4 separate regions of the Mus musculus genome follow, and all the other regions are linked to region 4. The links are chromatin loops, found by intact Hi-C in ENCODE. Cell type or tissue: gastrocnemius. All regions are shown on one strand. Each heading gives the region's core, and the rest is flanking DNA. Links, peaks and the distances in the headings are about the cores only.

Evidence for each region. A loop is a pair of places that touch in the nucleus more often than their neighbours do. Peaks named below come from ENCODE experiments on the same cell type or tissue, not always from the same donor. Only the 100,000 strongest peaks of a DNase experiment are listed, where the experiment ranks them.
Region 1: it touches region 4 in a loop (5-fold over the local background); 6 of 42 quality-filtered maps call a loop at or near these places.
Region 2: it touches region 4 in a loop (6-fold over the local background); 27 of 42 quality-filtered maps call a loop at or near these places.
Region 3: it touches region 4 in a loop (7-fold over the local background); 9 of 42 quality-filtered maps call a loop at or near these places.

Annotation. Positions count from the first base shown.
Region 1 is chr9:75,578,946-75,584,766 of GRCm38, forward strand. Tmod2 (tropomodulin 2) reads right to left here. Exons shown (of 10, transcript NM_016711.3): 7 at 2,885-2,992. Among named protein-coding and RNA genes, the nearest start is that of Tmod3, 22 kb to the left of the region's middle. In gastrocnemius, for the core only: a CTCF peak has its summit at 3,257 (motif pointing left); no DNase peak of the experiment used is centred there; H3K27ac peaks cover 732 bases.
Region 2 is chr9:75,439,065-75,444,885 of GRCm38, forward strand. It overlaps Leo1 (Leo1, Paf1/RNA polymerase II complex component), which reads left to right and starts at 2,460. Exons shown (of 12, transcript NM_001039522.1): 1 at 2,460-2,571. The coding sequence starts at 2,514. In gastrocnemius, for the core only: a CTCF peak has its summit at 2,698; a DNase peak (open chromatin) is centred at 2,424; H3K4me3 peaks cover 1,803 bases; H3K27ac peaks cover 1,644 bases.
Region 3 is chr9:75,512,883-75,518,703 of GRCm38, forward strand. Tmod3 (tropomodulin 3) reads right to left here. Exons shown (of 10, transcript NM_016963.2): 4 at 3,591-3,713; 5 at 2,285-2,374. Among named protein-coding and RNA genes, the nearest start is that of Tmod3, 44 kb to the right of the region's middle. In gastrocnemius, for the core only: no CTCF peak of the experiment used is centred there; a DNase peak (open chromatin) is centred at 2,771.
Region 4 is chr9:75,359,015-75,364,835 of GRCm38, forward strand. No RefSeq gene overlaps it. Among named protein-coding and RNA genes, the nearest start is that of Bcl2l10, 14 kb to the left of the region's middle. In gastrocnemius, for the core only: a CTCF peak has its summit at 2,871 (motif pointing right); a DNase peak (open chromatin) is centred at 2,877; H3K27ac peaks cover 311 bases.

The DNA of each region.
Region 1 (5,821 bases), core at 318-5,317, 220 kb after region 4:
ATGAGCAGCCTCTCAGAATTCTGAGACCTTACAAATACCAGTAGCATACGTCCTCATCATAGCTCCAAACACCTCCAGCCACTGCCAGGGAGCCCTGGGAGGAAAAGCACTCCTGAGCTGAGAGTCACTGGGACAGAATGGACATCCTGTGTGTTGACAGGTGTTAGAGCCGAACGCACAGGGACATAGGCTGATGGAATGGCACACGATGCAACTCAAGGTACATTTATTCAATAGTTGTTCTTCATTGCTGTCTGTTAGTTTTGAGGCAAAGATTCTCTGTGTAGCCCTGGCTATGCTGGAACTATCTGTAGACTAGGCTGGCCTTGAACTCAGATATTCCCCTGCCTCTGTTTCCCAAGTGATGGGATTAGAGACATAGGCCACCATGCTCCGTTTAACACTTGATCTTAAAATTAAATGCACCCATGTTAATCAGAGCATGGGATGGGAGTGCAGCAAGCCTTTCCTCATTGGACACACCAAGCTTTGGCCTTAACTTTCCGTCCCAGAATAAAGAAACTTCAGAGCAATTAGTTCTTTATAAAAACTTGCACAACCTCCTGGCAGGCAGGCAAGATCGTGCCGCTTTATCTTAAACTTCAGAAAAGAAAACACTTTTTCTCAAATGGGACGAAATGGAGCCCATGCAGCCAAACACAACTTGGAGTTATTCACTCTGGTTCACTTCGGTTCAGCAAATATCTGAGCATCTATTCCATGTGCTGGGATAGTAGTGTCAGAAAAACACAGAGGTGGTTCCCTCCATGCTATAGAAATGATTAGAGTAGAAATACATGTCTCAAGATTTGCTTTCTGCACTCTATGGGATTATATAAAACTGTAATTTCCTGGGGCTAGAAAGATGGCTCAGCAGTTCAGAGTACATGCTGATATTGGAGAAGAGCCAAGTTCAACTCCCAGCACCCACCTCAGGCGGCTCACAACCACCTGCAACTCCAGCTCCAGGAGTCCACATACCCTCTTCTGGGCTTCAAGGATGCTGAACTAACTCTCTCTCTCTCTCTCTCTCTCTCTCTCTCTCTCTCTCTCTCTCACACACACACACACACACTTAATTAAAAATTAAAATAATTCTTTTAAATCTAATAAACAGAACCCAACATACATGGTAGTCACAAGAAATGTAGCTACTAAGCCTTAGTAAACCAGCTAGTGGGTTGGAGAGATGGTTCAGTGGTTAAGAGCACTGACTGCTCTTCTAGAGGTCCTGAGTTCAATTCCCAGCAACCACATGGTGGCTCCCAACCATCTGTAATGAAATCCGATGCCCTCTTCTGGTGTGTCTGAAGACAGAGACAGTGTACTCATGAACATAAAATAAATAAGTAATTCTTAAAAAAAAAGGAAGAAAACCAGTAGTAGTTTGAACTGATGAGCTATAAATATAAAACACCCCACAGGTTTCAAAGATGGAATATGAATAAAAGAATGTAGAATACCTCATTACAGTTCTAAGTTATATCTACACGCCCAGACATATCTCTATATACTTTTATTTTTTAGACTTTATTTTTATTTTATGCATATGGGTGTTTTGTCTGAAGGTATGTCTGTGCTTCATGTATGTGACCTCATACAAGGATGAGGTGCCAAGGATGCTGGAAGAGAGCATTAGATTCCCTGGAGCCTGAGTTATAAGCAACTGCGAGTTGTCTGAAGTGGATACTTTGTATCATCTCAGGTCCTCTGGAAAAGCTGCAAGCACTCTTAACCGCTAAGCCTTCTCTCCAGCCCAAGACTGTTACTTTAAATCGAACCACTGTGTCAGGACCTTTGTTTTTCTAGTTTGATTTGAGAGCCAGCGGCTGGTGTTGTAAACTCTCAGGTTGATTCCCGGAGACCCTATCAACAACAGCAGGGCTGTGTGTGTAAATTTAGTGTAATGGAACTAGAACGACCTGGTGGTGATTCTTGGCTCTGTCATTACTTGCCACGCCTGGGATAATCTAACCTCTTACGTTATTGCAGGAACTAACAACAGCACGTATTTGGAGCACTAAGGGATGACTGGGTGAGGTAAGCTTTCAAAGCTTAGCGCTCAGAACTGTAGTCACCGAGTCCCTAGAAGAGTGGCTTAAAATAAGCAAAGCAGACAAGAGGAAGCGGTGATGGCTACGGTGGGGACAGTATTTACTTAGGCTAAGTAGCTTTCTTGTTTGGCTAGATTACCCCAAATGCATAAAAGGACAAAGGTTTGGTTATTACTTTTATTTCCATACTCGCATTAACTGAATGTCAAATGGAATGTTTCACTATTTTTGGTTGTTTACAGTATGCTTGGCTTATTAATGCACATACAGATTAAGACAAAACACACTCTGACGTTTTTATATGTGCCAAGTTCAAGCAAGTTTGGGGGAGGCATCATAATATCTAATGACGGTTACAGAAAGTTACTGTAGGAGGGAAAGTTGCAGAATCGTTTTTCTCAACACAGAACAAACTCTAAATATTTATTTAGTTAAATGCCAAGACGCCTGTCTTGTTTGGAAAGCACAGCGCTGTCAAGAATCCACTTAAACCAATGCGTCTGTAGTGTAGGTTCTTAGCCTGTGCCTCAGGACCGTAAATTTGTTAGATTAAGTTGACCAGATCTAAGACTTTCAATTGATAAAATAAATTATCGAGGAATGGTGATTTCATGCCTGAAATTTTAGCACTAGGCAAGCTGAGGCAAGAGGATTACTGGGAATTCAAGATTAGTCCAAGATCCATGGTGGGTTCAAAATGCAGGCTACACAGCAAGACTCCTATCTCAAAACAACAGAAAGCTAATCTTAAACAATAAGAAAAAAAAACTAAAAATAAAGAGTTGCCAGGGAATTAAATGACGTCATATTGTGTTTCAAGTCTCACTTACAAGGGCCACAGGGTCATTGCTGCGGGTTGCAGCCAGGCTGAACTTCTTCACATGGGTGTTGGTCTCCAGAGACTTTGCAAATTCCTTCAGGGTTGGAATTGGAATGTTCTAAGCACAGAAAACAGGGTTAGTTAGAAACCATTCACACTGCGCTCCCACTCACCCTCAGTTGTTTTCAGTTTTGATTGGACCCAAGGTCTCAATGTCCTAAGCATGCGCTCTGCTACTGAGCTCCACCATCAGCAAGCCCCCTGCAACTTTTGACTATAACCTGTATTTAGATGGCTGATTACACATCTTTAAAAAAAATTTTTTTTAAGTCCATGTGTGATAACTAAGCTATTCTGAGAGAACAGCGCCTCCTAGTGCCCAATAAGGGAATGTAACTCAAAAGATTTTCCTTTTCCCCCCTTCTGCCCTATATCCTAGGGCAGGCTAACAATCATCGTCTCTCACACACATACCCTTCAGATATGCTTTTCTCCTTGGTCTGAAAACACCTGTTGTCGTCTTCTCCACCTCTGAAGAGCCGCCTGAATGATTTCCTCTTTGGTTTATGAGTTCTCCTAGGCAGCTTCACATTTTTCCTTTCCTACAATTCCATCACCACTCGGGGCTAACCACCTATGCTGCCAACATGTGGTCAGTGTTTGTCTCTTACTATAACATCCTCAGTGAACACTGGATGGATCTTAACTGGGTCTCCTGGAACCCAGGCCGGCTTCAATCTGGCCTCAATTTCACCAGGTTGTCAAAGCTCTCCTGAACTCACGGTGATTCCCTGCTTCCACCTCTACAAAGCGAGGTCTCTTGCACACAGCCACATGGAAGTGCCATGCTGGGAGCGGATCCTTTGGACTCAAGGTATGAGCTAATACATGTGTTTGTATTCTTTTCTTTTTATGTTTAGATTTGTTAATTGTATTTTATGAGTGTCTTCCATGCTTGGGTATATATGTGGGCTCTTTCTTACAAATCACATACACAAATCACCTGTCACTGTAGATGTAAGCAGCAAGCAGCAAAGGACAGCACTGGGCATGAGCCTGGCTGCATGATGGCTAAGCTGATCGACCACAGCAACTAAATCTCAACTCTCACTGACGAGCAAGTGAGATCATGAAATTCCAGTAGCCAATGACGTAACACATAATGCACATTCTATAAACATAATATAATCGGGGCTGGAGAGATGGCTCATCAGTGAACAGTACTTTGCTACTCTTGCAGAGGACCTGAATTCAGTTCCTAGCATCCAAGCTGATTAGCTCACAACTGCCTGTAATTCCAGCTCCAGGATCCACTATCGTCCTTGACCTCCCCAGGCAACTTCACTCATGCGCATGTACTCACATAGGACACCTATACACATAGTTAGAAACAGGAGGGATCAGGTCGGGGTGAGGGATGGAGAGAAAGAGTAAGGGGAGAGATAACTGGAACTGGGGGCAATGTGGAAATTGGAAACAGTGGAAACTGTTACAGTGGAAACTTCCTAGAACCTATGAGGGTGACTGTGATGGCTTGTATATGCTTGGCTCAGGGAGTGGCACTATTAGACCGTGTGGCCCTGTTGGAGTAGGTGTGGCCTTGTTGGAGAGGGTGTGGCCTTGCTGGAGTAGGTGTGTCACTGGGAATGGGCTTTAAGACCCTCATCTTAGCTGCCTGGAAGTCAGTATTCTGTTAGCAGCCTTCAGGTGAAGATGTAGAATTCTCAGCTCCTCCTGCACCATGCCTGCCTGGATGCTGCAATGCTCCCCCCTTGATGATAATGGACTGAACCTCTGAACCTGTAAGCCAGCCCCAACTAAATGTGTTTTTCTAAGAGTTGCCTTGGTCATGGTGTCTGTTCACAGCAGTAAACCCCTAACTAAGATAGTGACCCTAGCAAGGACTCACAGTAATGGAGGATACAGAGCCTGAACCAGCCATCTGTAACTAGGCAAGGCTTGCAGTGGTGAGACTGGGACACCAATTCAGCCACAAACCTTTGACCTGTTATAACCTGTCCTGCCTGAAAGATGTGCTGGGGCAATGGTGGCTCAGAGCTTGTGGGAGTGGCCAACTAATGGCTGGTCTAACTTGAGGCCCACACCAGGCGAGGGAGCCGTGCCCAAAACTGCCTAGATAGCCACAAACTGGAAGCTGGATGGCCCAGATCTAGGGTAGAACCAAACATGACTGGCAAGAAAAAAAAAAAAAACAAGCCAGTGAAATGATTTCTAATGATATTCTGTTGTACTCACAGATCACAGCCCAACCTTTATCAGAGAGACAAGAGGCTTTCTCTGGCAGCTGATGGGGGCAGATGCAGAGACAGGGACCCACAGCCAAACATTAAGCAGAGCTTGGGAGACCCCACAGAGGAAAGACTGTAGGAGCCACGGCACCAGGAGAACACGGCCTACAGAATCAACTAAGCAGGGCTGCATGAGAATCTGCGTCAGGCCCTCTGCATATATGCTGTGGTTGTTTAGCTTGAGATTTTTGTGAGATTCCTAACAGTTGGGGGGGGGGTGTCTCTCTGGCTCTTTTTGCCTGCTTGCTGGACCCTTTCCCTCCTCCTGGGTTGCCTCATCCAGCCTTGACATGAGCACTGTGCCTCGTTTTGGTGTGCATCTTGTTATGTCGGGTTCACTTGATAACCCTGGAGGAGCACTCTTTTCTGAAGGGAAATGGAGAGGCAGTAGAGCTGGGAGGGGCAAAGGGAAGGGAGCCTGCAGTCAGGATGTACTGTTCCAGAGAAGAATAAATAAAAAGAAAGAAGAAACAACTCATTAGAGATAGTATTAAATGCTAGGGATGTGCTCAATAGGAACCAACAAAACAAACCTATACCTAATCTTTAGGAGGTAGAGGCTGGAGGATGGAGAGTTTGAAATCAGCCCTGTTGACATATTGAGTCTGAAGAGTTTAAAAGCCAATCTTGGCAACACA
Region 2 (5,821 bases), core at 486-5,485, 80 kb after region 4:
TATAATAAATAAATCTTTAAAAAAAAAAAGTTCAATAGGCCAGCTTCAGCCACAAAAAGAATTTGAAGCCAGTCTGGGCTACATGAGATCCTGTCTCTAAAGTGAAATAAAATAAGTTAAATGTGAAACACTTATGGTCCCAGCACTCAGAGCCATTTCTGAAACCCCACACCCCTAACACAAATCTAAAACTGCTGATGAATTTTAAGTGATTATTTACATTATGGCCAAGCAGATCATATTGGGTAGGCTATCAACAGCCACAGTCTATTTCCTCCCATTTTTCACACATAAAAAACAGTAATATAGTAGAATATATCTTCTAGCAGTGGTTCTCAACCTCCCTAATGCTTTGACCCTCTAATATAGTTCCTCATGTGTGGTGGCCCCCAACCATAAAATTATTTTGGTTGCTACTTCATAACTTTTTCTTGCTACTATTGTGACTCATAAATATTTTTGGAGAGAAAGATTTGTCAAGGAAGTTGCAACCCACATGTTGAGAACCATATCCATCTTATAGGTATGTTGATCTATAATCCCTTATCTATAATTCTAAAACCAAAAAAGCTTAGAGATAGGCTGGAGAGATGGCTCAGTAGTTAAGAACACTGACTGCTCTTCCAGAGGTCCTGAGTTCAAATCCCAGCATGATACAGTGGCTCACAACCACCTGTAATGAGATCTGACACCCTCTTCTGGTGTGTCTGAAGACAGCTACAGTGTGTGGGACTGGAGCAAGTGGGGAAGGAGCAAGCAGAGGTCCTGATTTCAATTCCCAGCAACCCCATGATGACTCACAACCATCTGTACAGCTACAGTGTACTCATATACATAAAATAAATAATCTTTTTAAAAAAAGCTTAGAAATGGAGACTTGGAGAGATGGCTCTGTGGTTATGAACACTGGCTGGGTTGCACTGGTTGCTCTTCCAGAGGACCCAGGTTTGATTCATAGCACTCACATGGAAGGTAACAGCTGTCTCTAACTCCAGTCCCAGGTAATGTGATTGATGCCCCTTTCTGACATCTTCAGGTACCAGGTATGCATGTGGTGCACAGATATGTATGCAAAGTAAAGCACCCATGCACATTTAAAGAAATAAAATTAAAAATAAATTTATTTTAATAAATGTAATTTAAAGAAGAGATCAGAAATGAGCAAATACTGCCAGAAACTAACCTAATACTACTGAAAGCTTCATCCTTAGTAATCCAGGCTGTCTTTGTGGCCCCAGCTGGCCTCAAATTCTCAGTTGTCTTCCTGCCTCAGCCTCCCATATTGGGATTTCTAGTCCTAAATCTTTTATTTTTCCCCAGTGCAGATTGAATTTGAACCCTCACTCATAATAGGCAAGCTCTGTACAGAGCTACTTTCCATGTGCCTAGAGGCCAAAGGCCGATTTCCAGTGTATTCTTGAAATGCTCTTCACCCCACCAGGCAGCACCTTACTTTTTTTTATTTTTTTTCCCCCAGACAGAATCTCTATGTATAGCCCTGGCTGTCCTGCTGTCCTGGAACTCGCTATGTAGACCAGGCTGGCCTAGACACCACCATCCAGCATCTGTATTTTAAGACAAGGTCCTTTATTGGACCTGAGAGCTGGGATTACAGATGTTGGAAGCCGTGCCTGAGTTTAAGTAGGTGCTGGATTTTCGGAAAACAGATCTTTAGTCTTTAAGGGCAAGTCATTTACCGACAAGCGATCTCACCAGGTCTTTTTTTTTTTTTTTTTTTTTTTTTTTAAAGATTTATTTATTTATTGTATGTAAGTACACTGTAGCTGTCTTCAGACACTCCAGAAGAGGGAGTCAGATCTCATTACAGATGGTTGTTAGCCACCATGTGGTTGCTGGGATTTGAACTCCAGACCTTTGGAAGAGCAGTCGGGTGCTCTTACCCACTGAGCCATCTCACCAGCCCTTTTTTTTTTTTTTTTTTTAAGGGTGGGGGTTCTCAAGGATCCCACGCTGCTCTTGAAGTTGCTATGCAGTTGATGATGAATTTGGGTTTCTGACCCTTTGCTTCTAGAGTGCTGGATTACAGGCGTGCACCACTAACTACTCCAGGCTAGAGCTCTCAATGACTTATTTCTTATTCTTCTGCCACAGGATCTACGTATGTAGACATATGCTGGCTGGCTGGCTGGAACTCGCTTTGTAGACGAACCTGGCCTGGTATTCACAGAGATCTGCCTCCCCAGAGCAGAGCGACCACACCCACCCTCAACTATTTTTAAGAAACCTGGCCGCAGCTGACAGGTCGTAAACAAGTCTGACCCGCATCCCAAGCTCCGCACAGCGTGCGAGCGGGCTAACGGAGTAGCGGGCGAGCGCAGACACCGGGGCGGGGGTGGAGGGGGTGGGGGCGGAGCCAGCCGAGTGCTGGAGAAAACTAGGTCACAAAAGTAAAGTAGGTCTTTGTGCGGCTCTTTACGACACGTCGTGTTTGGACGGGTCTGGCCGTAAAGCAGGCTCGAGCCGAGCAAGCCAAGGCCGCGGACCAAGCTGCTATGGCGGACATGGAGGACCTCTTCGGGAGCGAAGCTGAGAGCGAGGCCGAGCGCAAAGGTGCGGCGGACGGGCGGGCGGGCGGGCGGGCGAGCTCCGCGGATGGGCACATGGGGCGTCGGGTTGCTTTTCGGCCGGAGGCGCGGCGCCGGGCAACGCGAAGTCCCCAAGCTCTTGCCCAGCGCCCCCTGCATGCCCGGCGGTGCCCGCCTCTCCCGGGGAGACCGCCGCGGAGTCAGTGCCTGGAGGATCAGGGACCGGCCTGGACTCCTGGGGGAGCAGAAGGGAGGACGTGTGGCCTGCGCCCCTCCGTGCATACATGGCCAATTGAAAGGGTGGCTGGCAGTGAATGAGTGGAGACATGTTCAACTGCCCATCGGGCGCGGTAACGCCCCGTGTGAAAGGGCGAGTTGATGGGAGAGTGTAGATGCCCCTGAAGGGTCTGGGAGGGATCAGGTTGGAGTTCTACAGAAGGACTACGCACTGGCGATGGGTGCCCTTGGAGAGCCTGTGCGGAAAGCCAGTTTCCTTGTCTGTGATGTAAGAATGGGGAAACTTGTGGAGTGTTTGGAGAGGAGTGACAGGATTTGGTGATGAATGAATGAATGATGGTTCATGGGGGGCATTTCTGGCACAGGTCTACGAATATCTGAATTTGAGATGTGAATAGAAGAATGAGGAAAGATCCGAGATGAACTTCAGAATTCTTGCAGCCCCCCCAGGCCCAAATTAACTTCTATACATGTCATTTTCCTTGCCCCTCCCCCCATTCGTCACCAACTCCAGTTTGTATGTAATTACTCCAGTTGTGGAGGGAGCACTAAGTAAAAGTACAGAGAACTAAACTCTTCCTGTGCCCGGCTTTGCTCATAGTTTATTCTCTGTGTCTTCGAGGCACAATTCTGTGTACACCTTCCCATGTTTTCCATGAAGCGTTTCATTCATTCAGTAAACAAGGATCCCTATCATCTCCTGGCCACCTTGCTAGGGGTTGGGAATGTAATCATGAGAAGACAGGTTCCCGCTCCCCAGCTTAGTGCTTAACGCTTAGTGCTTTTTTGCATCCACTGGTGAAAGCGTCGTTTAGTAAGATGTACCTGTAGTGCTTTCTCATAGCCACCCATAGCTTAGGGAAGTGGAGTGTACAGATGATTGCAGTTCTACGCTTTCTTCCCCTCCCCTTTCTTCCCTTTTAAAAACTTCTTTTAAGGTCATGGCAGTTTTCTTCCATTTTACCATTGAGTTAGTGGACTCTCCAAGACTGACTTTCAGGGTCTGGTGTCCTGTCTTTGACAACTGCTCTTAGTCTTGAAGTTGCTACGGATGTGACAGGGTAGAACTTGGTAGGTCTGCCTGATTGTCTGCTTACCTGCCTGCGTGCCTCCTTCCCTTTCTTTCCCCCTCTTTCTTCTACTGGATCTGCTGTGTATGTTGCCTTTGTTGGCTTTATACTCCCGATTCCACTTCCTCAGTGAGTGCTGGTCTTAGTTAGATGTGTACCTCCACTTCCAGCTAGTACTACTACGTCCTATTTTCTATTTCTGCTATACGTTGATCTTGTGACTTGATGCTATCCTGATGCTGATATGTTTTCTGTCATTGTTTTTGTGGCTCCTTTAGGGTTTTCTACATGTGAAACCATGCCATGGTGATTAGAGATAGTTGTACTGTTTCTTTCTCTTGCCTATTTATTTACCTTGCTATGGCTGGTACTCTCTTTATGATGTCGAATGGGACTTGCAGAAGTAGATATTGTTCTTGACCTCAGAAGGAGTATGTCTAGGTTTCTAGCATTGTTTATGGTTTATAATCATCGACTCTGTAAGGTCTATAATGTCATCCCCACTTGCATTCTTGACTTTAGTAATTTGAGTCTTGCTTTTTTTTTTCTTGTACAGTCTGCCTAATGGTTTAATTTTGTTAATGTTTTTAAAGAATGAACTGTTAGCCAGGCATGATGGTACATCTCTGTAATCCTAAAACTCAAAAGACAATAGGCAGAAGGATTGGCACAAGTTTGAGGCTTGGTCTACATAACCAGTTGCAGGCAGGCCAACTGAGACTACAAGAACTTATTTAATGGAGGAAAAAAAAATCCAACTACTGGTTTTAAACTACTGGTTTTATTGATTATCTACTTTGGGCTTTCTTACTTTCTTTTTGTTTTTGTTTTTTCAAAACAGGGTTTCTCTATGTAGCCCTAGCTGTCCTGGAACTTGCTTTGAACTCAGACTGTCTGCCTCTGTCTCCCTCTGGGATTAAAGGTGTGCACCACCACACCCGGCTCAAGGGTTTGTTTTTGTTTTTTTGACAACTTGATATGTTTAGCTGTGGATTCCTTAAGGTTTTTCAATGTGGCATTAATTAAACTTCTCGGATGTTAGATTCGTTCTATTTGGGTCATTATTTCTTTAGCTATTACCTTCTTCTGTTGGCATATTTGTATTACTATTTGATTGTGTTCTTATACCTCTACCTCCCTTCCAACCCTTCTCCACTTTGGTCCCTTTCCACGCCCTTCCCCCCCCCCCCAGCATTAGGTAGGAGAGAAAGAAGGTGAGAAAGAGGGAAAAGGGGGTGCAGACCTCTGTAGGCGACTTTGTACTGATTAAGGTCATACTGGTCCTTGGATCCATCCGGTCTCTGTCATCAGGATATCTACAACTTCTTCTTTTCATCTCTTTGCTCACTTTGTTCATGATTACTTTACAAACCGCAGCAGCAATCAGGAGCAGCAGCTTTCCCAGAGTGCCCTCTGCTCTCTCGGGGCTCTGTGTCTATACCCTCCCCAGAGTCCCCAGAGTTAAACTATCTGGCAAAAATCACACCCCTCCTAGAGCAGGAGACAATCATGGTTAATGGCTGCAGGCAAACTGAAGCAGCCCCATAGTCCACACCTGGGATTAAACAAAAACATACTCATATGACATAACTGGGGTTTGTAAACAAACCAAAACACTACATTCTTCACTCCATAATGCATATGTGGTGCTCTGATGGGACTGTGTACAATTGTTTTTCTATACTTCTGCTCTGTTTGCTTTTCTCTTCCTGCTGCATTTCGGGTACAGGGACCACTACCTGCTGGTCAAGAAAGTGATCAAGATGAAAGAGGTGATTCAGGACCGCCCAGTAACAAAGAACTGTTGACAGCAGTGAGGAGGAGATGGGGGGGCTCTCATCACAGTGGCGGGGATGTCACTCTGAACCAAGCAGTGCTCCCTGTACCAGAATGTAGGGCTGCTTACTGTTTTATTTCATGTCTAAGAACTAGGCAGTGGTGGGGTCTGAGGTAAAACATGAAGAGTTC
Region 3 (5,821 bases), core at 318-5,317, 150 kb after region 4:
CAGGTAATGAATACCTGATGGTTTCTTCTTTCTCACAAATGAATATTTCTGAAGATAAAAAGTTAAAATCCAAGGGAAACAGCCAAACTACAGAACACTGTAAAAGGGATAAGCATACAAATGTTTGAATGAAGTAGGTCTGCAGACCCCTCACTGCTCCCTCAGAGGACAGTAACAAGCACAATCCCTCTTTCACAGGGCTGCTGTGAGTGTTAGGTGAGACCACCCACACGTGACCGAATGCACAGAGCGAGTCCATAGTAAGAAGTTAGAAAGAGAAAAGAAAGAAAAGAAACCAGCCCTAGGAATAGAGCTACTATTAAAACATTAAGCTGTATGCTGGAGAGATGGCTCAGAGGTAAGAGCACTAGCTGCTCTTGTGGAGGACCTGGGCTTGATTCCCAGCACCCTCGTAGTAGCTCACAACCACTTCCAGTCCTGGGGAAACCAACACCCACTTCTGGCCACCATGGGCGCACTGACATACATATAGACAAAACAGCCATTAAAAAACCCAGAAATGTAAACAGTATTAACTAAAATTCTTAAAAATAAATACATAAATGTCACTAAAAAGACAATTTATGCATAATATGTATACATTTGCATATAAATGGCCAGAATTATAGAACAAGATATATACCAACTTGTTAACAGCTGAGGGGGGTGGTAGGTTACCTAATGCTTTTGAATATAAACATTTACTTCTTTTTAAAAAAATTATTTCTGAGTTCACATGTGTGCTTACTTGAATATATGTATATCACATGTACTCAGGAGCCTATTGGGGACAGAGAAGGGCACCGGATCCCTTGACACTTAAGTTACAGGTGGTTGTGAACCACCATGTAGGTGCTGGGAACCGAACCCTGACCCTCAAACAAAAGCAGTAAACTCTTAACTGCTGAGCCATCTCTCCAGCTCTGAGACATTTACTCTGTAGTGTATTTATGACATACTTAAATGTGTTACAATAGCAAATATTTACCTTGAGTTTTTTTTTTTTTTTAAAACACCCTATATTTAAAAAAAGAAACTTTGTCAGAATTTCCATGCATTCCTTAAAAACTAGCAACATGAAAATAAAATGTCAACAAAAACTAGGTATGGCTGGTCTGGGGCTGTTCAGTGGTGGAAAGTTCATGTACTTTGTTTAAGGTCCTTTGTTGGATCCTCACTGCAAAAACAACTTGTTAAAAAAATGCAAATTTAAAAACCCTAAACTTGTGTAGCTTTTATACTGTTTGTCATTAGTATTTATGTGGCAAAAATGGTTCCCATTACACACTGCCAGGACTCAGGAGGCAGATCTGAGGTTCAAGACCAACTAAGGTTGTCAGGCAGTGGTGGTGCATGCCTTTAATCCCAGCACTTGGGAAGCAGAGGCAGGTGGATTTCTGAGTTCGAGGCCAGCCTGGTCTACAGAGTGAGTTCCAGGACAGCCAGGGCTACACAGAGAAACCCTGTCTCAAAAAAATGAACAAACAAACAAACAAAGACCAGTTAAGGCTACACAGTGAGACCCTGTTTAAAAACAAAAACAAACAAAAACAAACAAAAAGACTAAATTACTAAGTATTCTAAAAACAAAAATTATGAGTACACTATAGCTGTCTTCACACACACCAGAAGAGAATATTGGATCCCATTACAGATGGTTGTGAGCCACCATGTAGTTGCTGGGAATTGAATTCAGGACATCTGGAAGAGCAGTCAGTGTTCTTAATCGCTGAGCCATCTCTCTAGCTCTAAAATTTGATTTTTAAAATATTTATTTTACTTTATATGTATGTGTGTATGCCACATGTGTGGGGGACCTTGGAGGCCTGGAATGGGCACTGGATCCCTGGAGCTGGAGTTACAGGTGACAGTAAGCTAAAAAAGGTAGACTGGACTTCATCTTCCAGAACAATAAGAAGCTAACTAGCTTCCTTCCTTCCTGTTTTCTTTTCTTTTTTTTTGAGACAGGGTTTGTTTGTATATTATTGTCCTGGAGTTCACTTTGTGGACCAGGTTGGCCTCAAACTCAGGATCCACCTGCCTCTGCCTACTGAGTGTCAGGATTAAGGTTGTGCCTTGCTCCCACCACCTGGCTCGGGAAGCATTCTTAATTTTGAGAATATAAACATGAATCACAACACCTGACTAAATCTTAATGGCTTTCTTGGTAGTAATATCTTAACACATGTATATATAATATTTGGATATCTGGCATAATAACTACCAAAGTTAACACATGGAGGAAGCAAAGGATTAGAATCCACAAGGCATTTCAGTTACTCACTGGGAAAACGCTCTTGGTTGACACCGTTACTACTTCCCAGCACATCACAGAACGGTGTGTCTGCAATCAGATTGTGCATCCCAAGAATAGCTGCAGAGACAGAAGAGCGTTAGATTTCCACTTCTACCTGCTCAAAACCTCTTTGTTTTTACATGGGGCCTTGCTGTGTCTCAGGCAGGCCTCTAACTCCTGGGCCAAAGCCTTCCAGGTAGCTGTGACTATAGGTGAGCACAGCACCCAGTTTGCCAACAAAAACTTTAAGTATTTTAACATTCTTCAGACACTTCCCTACTAAACTGAAAATGGACACTACATCCCCAAACAGGAGGAAGGAATGAGGTAGTGGTCAGAAATCACCGACAACCTCTCATCTAGTCTCACCAATCCTTTGTTATTTCCTAGCATCTTTTAAGTTAGACTACAGGGTGAGTGAGGCAGGCTGGCCTTAAAGGAAAACCTGCGCTTAGCTCCACCTGGTGGCTAAGAGAGGAAAGTGAAAAGATGCTCTTACTGTTCACTGTCTAGGGTTGCAGGAACATAACACTATATATACAAAGACAGAGCAGAAGGCCGGGCATGATGGCACATGTGACTACGGTAAGTGCTGTTAAGTTCTTTCATTTAGAATAAAGCGGCATTGGCAGAAGCATTCAAATTCTTTGATATGCTCTCTGATGAGGCTTCTATTTACAAAGCCCCCCAGTGCTCTGCTCCGTAAGGAGTACACCACCTTCTGGAGTTGTGACAACACACGCTCTCTGCCGCCTTCCAAGGTTCTTCCCAGGAACCTCCACTCTACTTTCAAACACGCCATTGGGCTATGGGGTATGAGGGCCTTCCTACACGTCACATATTCACCCAGGAAAACGGGTATTTGCATAGTAAGTGGGGAGAGTGGCCTGGATAAGAAACTGGCCACGGGGATACAGAAGTCTGCAGTGTTCCTTGTCATTCAGCGGAGTTGGGGAAGTGACTACAGATCCTGGTTTCTATTTACTCTCCATAAAGCAGGGCAGAAGGTGACCCCGAAGGCTGTTCCTAGTGCTTAGTCTGCACAGGCTCACAGCTGATGGAAGAGCTTTTGTTGTTGCTAGAAAGACTAAAACACAGCAACATAGGAATGTCATCAAGTAAGACATTTTACCACTATAAAATTTCACCATAGAGTATGTAAAAGAATCCAACTGTTAGATTTATTGTACAGAGCAGGCTTTTGTCTAATGCATGGAGATGGGCCCTGTATTGCCTGCCCCATGCCATTCTCATTCAAACCCCTCCTCCCCAGCACCCCCGCCTTGGGAGATACCTGCAAGGTCGCACAGCTCTGTGTCTGAAGCACTTGTCAAAGCTTCTTCTAACTCTGGGTCGAGGGATATAGTTTCTTCTGTAAGAGTCTGCGCTGGCTTCTGTTTGGGGATAAAAATTTTCCCTGAAAAACAAAAGCATTTGTTACTTATCACTGCTGTCACTAAATCAGTGCCATCTTTGCCCCCTCACACAGGTAAGGCACGTGCAACTGAAATAGACAAGCAGGTCAAAACCAACACCTAACTGGGCAATGGTGACTCATGCCTTTAATCCCAGCACTTGGGAGGCAGAGGCAGGCGGATTTCTGAGTTCGAGGCCAGCCTGGTCTACAAAGTGAGTTCCAGGACAGCCAGGGCTACAAAGAGAAACCCTGTCTAGAAAAAACAAAACAAAACAAAACAAAACAACAACAACAACAAAAACCAACATCTACAGCAATATATTGGCTACACACGCTAGAAAGCAAGAATAACTGAAAAAGCTTCCCATCTCTGAAAATAAAAATGGCTACTTTTGTTTTCAGTTCTGAGATAGAATTTCACTCTGTGGCTCAGGCTGGCCTTGGACCCATAATCCTTTCATTTCAGCCTCCTGAGTGCACAATGCCCAGTTCTTTTGTGGAGAAATTATGAGTTATTTCACAGATTCTGAATCAATATTTAAATGAAGCTGGCTGAGTAATCATTAAAGCACCGGGTACTTAAAGCAGAAAGAATGGCAGTGAGCTCCAAACCAGCCACACAGACACACTACACTACACACACACACACACACACACACTACACACACACACACACACACACACCACACATACACACACACCCGAAATCCTAAAATGTATAAAAATGAAAAAGGCATCCAATTTCTTACTACAAACTGTTAATAGTGACTTGAGGAACAGCAGAGACAATTCTAGATACTCAAGTTCTAATTTAATCGCAGGGAAATGTCTCTATATCCCAAGGGGTGTCCTAAAACTCAACAACTGTTCCTCTGAGGCAAGAACACTGGCTGTGAGGACACAGCTGTGAGGGAGGGAGATGCAAGTAGCACAGGAGTTCAAGGTTACCCTGAGCTTATGAGAGCTCTTATCTCAAAAGAAAGAAAAAACCCCTTATCTCACATCTCTGTCTAAACCTTCCCACCTCTTTATATTATGCTTCTATATGCTTTTCCATTAGATTCCTTGGTTATTTTTTATAATTAAAGATTTACTATTATTATTGATTTTTTTTCTTTGTTTGAGAAAGGTCTCTCTTTGTACCTCTGGCTACCCTGGAACTCACCATGTAGACTAGGCTGACCTTCAACGCACAGAGATGCTCTTGCCTCTGCCTCCTGAGTGCTGAGCCACTTTGAGAACATACCAGGAGCTTCCTTCCTGTCAAGGACTCAGGGATTTTGGAGAAGCTGCATACTTTCCCGTGACCCCTGCCCCTGACACATAGTCCTGACTGAAAGTCTCTAGGGAACAGGCAGCTGTTTTCCACCCCCCACACCTGGCTCTTTGTGCCCTGGAGGATAACTTGACCCTTGCTTACCTCATCTGCTTTCCGCTCTATGGCAGGAGGATGGCCTGGGAAAAGTTGTAGCTCTGCTGCCCTTCCCCCAGTCTCTCCCAGCTGACAGCAAGCCTTGGGGAGTTTTTCCTCTCCACTTTCCTTGTACTCAGTGCCCTCCCCAGCACTAAAGACAGACTCTGTCTCTATTGCTATTATATTATTCACTACATTCAATGCCATAGTTGTGGCTATTTGATTAAAAATTCAGCTATATTTCAAGTGCGCAATAGAAACATCTAGTGTGATGTCTGTGTTAACCAGTACAGCAGATACTAGTCAGTTATGGTTTATTCTGTTGTTTCGGTTCTTATAGCTTAGCTGTGAAGTACCTCAAAAGTTCCTGGACAGAAGTCCTGTCTCCCAGGAGATAGGTAATCCAGTCACTATTAGTGACTGGATCATGAGGGCAGTGACCTAATCCCTAGGTGGATCATGATGCCACATGATGGCACTGGAATGTGGGGTTGGGGGTGGGGTAGAATAAGGAGACTAGTTACAAGCAGGTTACTGAGAGGTCTGGGGAGATACACCCCATTTCTGGCCCCTTCCTGGCTGCCATGTGGCAAACACCTCTGGTCCACAACATGCTCTCACTACGGCGTTCTGCTTCAATCTAGGCTGTCTGTACTGACACTTTCAGGGCAGCGAGCAAATATAAACTTGTAAA
Region 4 (5,821 bases), core at 275-5,274:
GCTGGGTATGATGGTGCATATCTTTAATCCCAGCTCTTGTGTGGCAGAGACAGACAGACTTCTGTTGAGTTTGAGGTTAGCCTGGTCTACATAGCAAGTTCTGGGCTAGCCAAGGCTACATAGTAAGACACCCCTCCTCCCCATCTCAAAAATATATAGCATTTGGGATCCTGGCTCATGAGATGATGCCATCCGCATGCATGATGGAAACACGGTCATCGACATCCCCAGAGCTGTCGCCTAGGCAACTCCAAATCCAGTCAAGTTGACAGTGAAGATTAACCAGCAGGCTTATCCGTTTACATTTATATAATAGGTCCTTGCAGTTTGATTTTATGATTCAAAATTCTTTATGCTCAAACTTTTTCTTAAAATATTATTTATTTATTTATTTTTATGTATGTGAGTACACTGTAGCTATATAAATGGTTGTGAGCTTTCATGTGGTTGTTGGGAATTGAATTTTTAGGACTTCTGCTCGCTTGCTCAATCCCTACTTGCTCCGGCTGAGATTTGAACTCCAGGACCTTCTGAAGAGCAGTCAGTGCTCTTACCCACTAAGCCATCTTTCCAGCCCATGCTCAAACTTATAAACTCCCAGCCTACATAAAAAATTTTTAAAAACATACTTAACACAGTGTGAAGTAGATCCCTGGGGACACTTCAGTCCCATGCTGCCATTTAAAAGTGTGATCAACCTCCATCCCCTGCACGGGATGAAAGTGGGTACAGCGACATCTTACTTTGTCACACTTTATCACGGACAAAATACAAACTTATGAAAAATAGAGGTGACTTGTCACATGCCTTTCATTGTGCTTCAACCGTTGTGAACGTTATGGCCACTCTCAGATTGACTATAGCTTCATTTCTCATTTCTACATAAGCAGCCCAGCTTCTCCTGAAAGCTCCTTGGTGGTTAGAACCATGTGCCATTCTACAGCTTATTGCCGGTGTGACCAGTCCTGCCAGGTTCACACTATAAATCTATGACCCAGACTAGAACCCGCCAGTGTCCCTAGATGGGAACGGCTGCTGGCAACTAGCCGTTCGTTGTTTGAGGTAACAGGCCCATTTTAGAGTTCGCAGGCTCTCTGAGACCTTTGAAGATTCTTAAATACAGTAAGCCCCATTTGGTGTTGTCTTCATTCAGAATAAAGATTCTAAGCAGGATATACAGTATACCAGGCAGAGCGGTCAGCATCTATTTACCCGTTAGCCCACTGCCCTCAAGACACAATTAACTCAGGCAATAAGGAAGGCGGATGGTAGGGAAGGCAGTTAGTACGGTAAAAATGAAAAGCCACAGCACAAGGATGCAGACATGCACTTGGCACAATCTAGGGTCATTTAGGAAGAGGGTATCTCAACTGAGAAGATGCTCCCTCTAGACTAGCCTGTGGGCAAGCCAGTTTTCTTGATGGGTGACTGATGTGTCCAGTTCACTATGGGTGGAGCCAACCAACCCTAGCAAGGAGATTCTGAGTAGCATGAGAAAGCCGGCTGAGCAATCAAGGAGAAGCAGGTCAGAAAGCAGCATCCCTCCAGTCTCTGCTCCAGCTCCTGCCTCCAGGATCCTGCCCTGACTTCCCCCTGTGATAGAATATGACCTGAGAGTTGTAGTTACACTACAACTAAAATAAACCCCTTTCCTTGATTTGTTTATGGTCATGGTGTTTTGTCACAGCAGTAGATGCTCTAAGGCAGGTGAGGGCAAGTTTCAGACCAACTGGGGCAACAGGCTTCCAGGCCATCGGCTCAGTGGTCCATGGAGGAGTCATCTCAACTTTAAACTTGTAGGTTAATGTCGGTGCTGCATTCAGACACCTATGTGAATTGCTTGTATATTTCCTGTATTTCCTTTGAGACTATTTTATTGAGTGCATTGCAAGAGGGTGGTGTACACCTTGCAATAGAGTAGTGTACAGCCAACTTCTTGTATTTTCATAGAAAAAGAACCAAGGGGTTGGAGTGATAACCCAGTCATTAAAGGGCTGGCCTTGCAAGCAGGAGAACCTGAGTTTGTATGCCTGTCATCTCAGCCCTGAGGAGGTGGAGACAGAGGAGCCTTGAGACTTGCAGCCAGTCAGTCTAGTCAAATCAGCAAGGTCCAGGGCAGTGAGAGCCTGCCTTATAAACAAAGTGAGAGGGCAAGGAACATGACCTCTATCTCTGGCACACACACACATATGCATACACATACATATACACACATACAATCATATATATATACATATATATACACATATGAACACAAATACACATATGAATACACATACATACACATACACATGCACATACATTCACATATATATATATATATACATACACAGATATACACACATGTATCTGCATACACATACATTCATATATATACATACATATACAAATACATATACATACATACACATATACACACAGAGACAAAGATACATACATGCACACATATACACAGAAAAACAGATACGCACATAAACATATACAGAAATACAGACACATATACACAAGAGAGAAACACATATGTGCACATACACAGAGACACATACATACATATACACACACCAAGACACACACATACAGAGACAGACACACACATGAGAAAGTAAGAACTGGGGAAAAAAATACACTAAAAATTCCATGCTTGGCTCTGTATAGGGTGGGAATTGTGGTGACTTCTTTATTGACCCTTATCATAATTCACTACAATTGCTAAATTCTATGATGTGAGAAAGCACAGTTTATTATCAGGAACAAGATGATATATATTATTACACATATTAAAACGGTAATCAGCCTTGTGGTCCCCGGAAAGCCTCCCTGCCAGGTGTAGTTTGCCTGGTTTTTTTCAGAACAGACTGTGTTCTTCCACCAGGGGGCGCCTGGCCTTCAAATGGGACAGAGGAGCTGTACAGTGTGAAGGGTGAATCTTGCATAATTGCCGGACACACCTAACTTTAGTAAGAGTGGTTCGAAAGCTTTTGATATCCAATGCCTGTCTCACTGGTTACTAAAAGTATAAAAGCCCATTTTCCCTAAAATCAGTAAAACTACAGCAAGAGTTGGGCCCAGCTAGCCAGGGAGAAGGCAGGTGCCTACCCTTGGAAGGTTAGCAATCTAACCAGAAGAGCCAGCCTCACAGCTACCCTTCCCGGTGTGCACACCTGAGAGATGAGGAGACAGAGGAGACATCTGATACAGGATTACCTCAGGAGAGATGCAGAGGCCAGGGAATTACACTACTGTTAAGCATGGCCTACAGAAAGCCCCAAGAGATGTCTGGGCTCATGGCGCGACACTTGGCCTGTTAGTATCTATGTATGTGGGCAGCTGGAGGCTGGGTAAACACCAACTGTGTGGTAACCACTAGCTTCTTGGCAGTTGTGCAAGAAAAATGGAGTAAGACCTGACCAGAGGACTGGGGGGTAGCCAAACTTATACTATACATAGATGCCATGAGAAGATAGGAAGAGCCACCAAGCCCAGCGTGTCAGAGAGGACTTCCTGCCAGAAGTGGCAATCGAGCTTGTGAAGAAGGGCAGAGGGGAACCTGAAGGGTGAAGAAGCCCAGGCAGAGGGAACACAAGAGAAAATATGGCATCACCTATGAAATCCTTCTGTGTGGATGGAGCCAGGGCTAAGTGCATGGGCAGGCAGACAATGCCGAGGCAAAGATACTTTATCTGAAGGGCATTATGAAGCCCCTGAAGTACCTGCCAATCATAGATACCCAATGAAGTCATCAGTTATCTTTTATGTGGTCCAGTTGTTCTGGTTAGAGGTTTTTTTTTTTTTTTTTTTTTTTTTTGAACTTGATACAAGCTAAGGCCAGTTGAGACAATGCCTCCATCAGATTGGCCTGTGGGCAAGGCTGTGGGGCATTTTCTTGATTAACCTGACCCAAAGTCACACTGTAAGCCTGTGCCTCCTCTGGTCTCTGCATGTAGCTGCCCTGTGTGGCTATCCCGGCCCCTTTCAACGCACTTCCCTCCTGCTCCCAGGCATTCCCATGGCTTTGGAAGCTTTTGTCTTACTTACTAGTCACAAGAGAAAGGGGTGCTTCAGGGGTGAGCATAGGATCACATCTCCAGGGTGTTGAGGCCAGGGGAGACATGTCCAGACCATATCGTGAGCAACTGTGGGAGGGGAGAACATATTGTTCGGGGATAAGCAGAGACATGAGCTGGAGGGCTGAGAGCTGTTGACAGGATAATGTCCTGGATCCCAGCGAGGTTCAGGACTCACTGTTCTCAAGGGCTGAGAGATAGACACTAAAATAAGGTCAAGTCCAAGGTCTGGGAGCACGATGAATCCAGGGAGAGGCAGGAAACGGATAGGCCCAGTGGGGCAAGGGAGACTCCAAAGTCTGGAGACACACCAGAGTAAGAGCAGACCAGAGAAATGGGTGAGGCTTGGTTCCCTGAGCTATGCTGGGCACTGAGTGTGCAAGGATGTGCTCCCAGCCCTGTGAGCAGAGAATGGAGAGTGTGTGGAGGTCTCATGCAGACCTCAGCTCAGCCTGAACAACGATGGTAGGAAAGTCACAGTCCCTGTCCTGGTCCCCTCTTTCCAAACTTCACTTGCCAAGAAGATGAAGAATTTCTCAAGGCTATGGCATGTGGGCCTCTGATAAAGCAAATAGCCTTTATGCCTTGTCAGGAGTAAAGTCAGGAGCAAAACTACCAATGTGTGTGCACGCATTTACAATGGTGAGGAACACTGGATTATTTAGTAAGTAGTGTTAGGACGCCAGGTGCTATCCGGACGCAGGCACAGGGTTTCTCACTCTGTAGACCAGAAATCCACCTGCCCTGCCTCCCAAGTGCTGGAATTAAAGGCCTGCACCACCACTGCCCGGCAACTTCTTTACTCTTAAGAATTTCATTAGCGGGGCTGGAGAGATGACTCAGCAGTTAAGAGCACTGACTGCTCTTCTGAAGGTCCTGAGTTCAGACCCCATGGTGGCTCACAACCGTCCATAACAAGATGTGACACCCTCTTCTGGAGTGTCTAAAAACAGCTACAGTGTACATGTATTTACATATAATAAATAAATAAATCTTTGGGAAAAAAAAGTAGTGTTAGAATTCTTGGTTACCTACCCGCCCTTAGGAACAAACCAAGTCAGAAGTCTGCCTTAGCTTCAGACACAAAAAAAATCAACCTGCTAATAACTAACTGGTTTCAAAACTTCCCACAAAACATCAGGCCCACGCCAGTGAGATTGCTCAGTGGTTAAGGGCTCCTGCTGCCAAGCCTGAAGTTCCATAACCAGAAACCACATAGCGGAGGGAGAAAAACCAACTCCCAAAAGTTGTCCCCTGATTTCCACACACATGCTAGAGCACCCTCTTACACTCTTCTGGACACTCTGCATTGGAGCAAGGGTTACAATTTCTCCATATTCTCTCCAGCACTTGCCTGTCTTCCTACCTATATCCTCCCCACTGGATATAAAACATGAGGTCCTAGTGGCTTTGATGTCTACTTTCCTAGAGGCTCTCTACGCACAGGAGGACTTTCACAGGAATCGGTTGTTTGTATATAATCTTTGGGGAATGAGCGTCCCAGTTCCTTCACTTTCCAATCAGTTTGCTTTTTTAAATTATTATGTTTTGGGATTCATGCTTTAGAAACAGATCTCTTTCGAGACATATGGCTTGCAAATATCCCATCTTGGTAGGGTATCTTTCCATAGAATGAGTTGAGGGAATATCCTTTATGTTTTTGGAAGAGTTTGTGAAGGACTTGCTACTAGTCCTTTGGTAGAATTCACCAGTAAAGCCATCTAGGCATAGCTCTTAAAAATTACACTCATTTATTT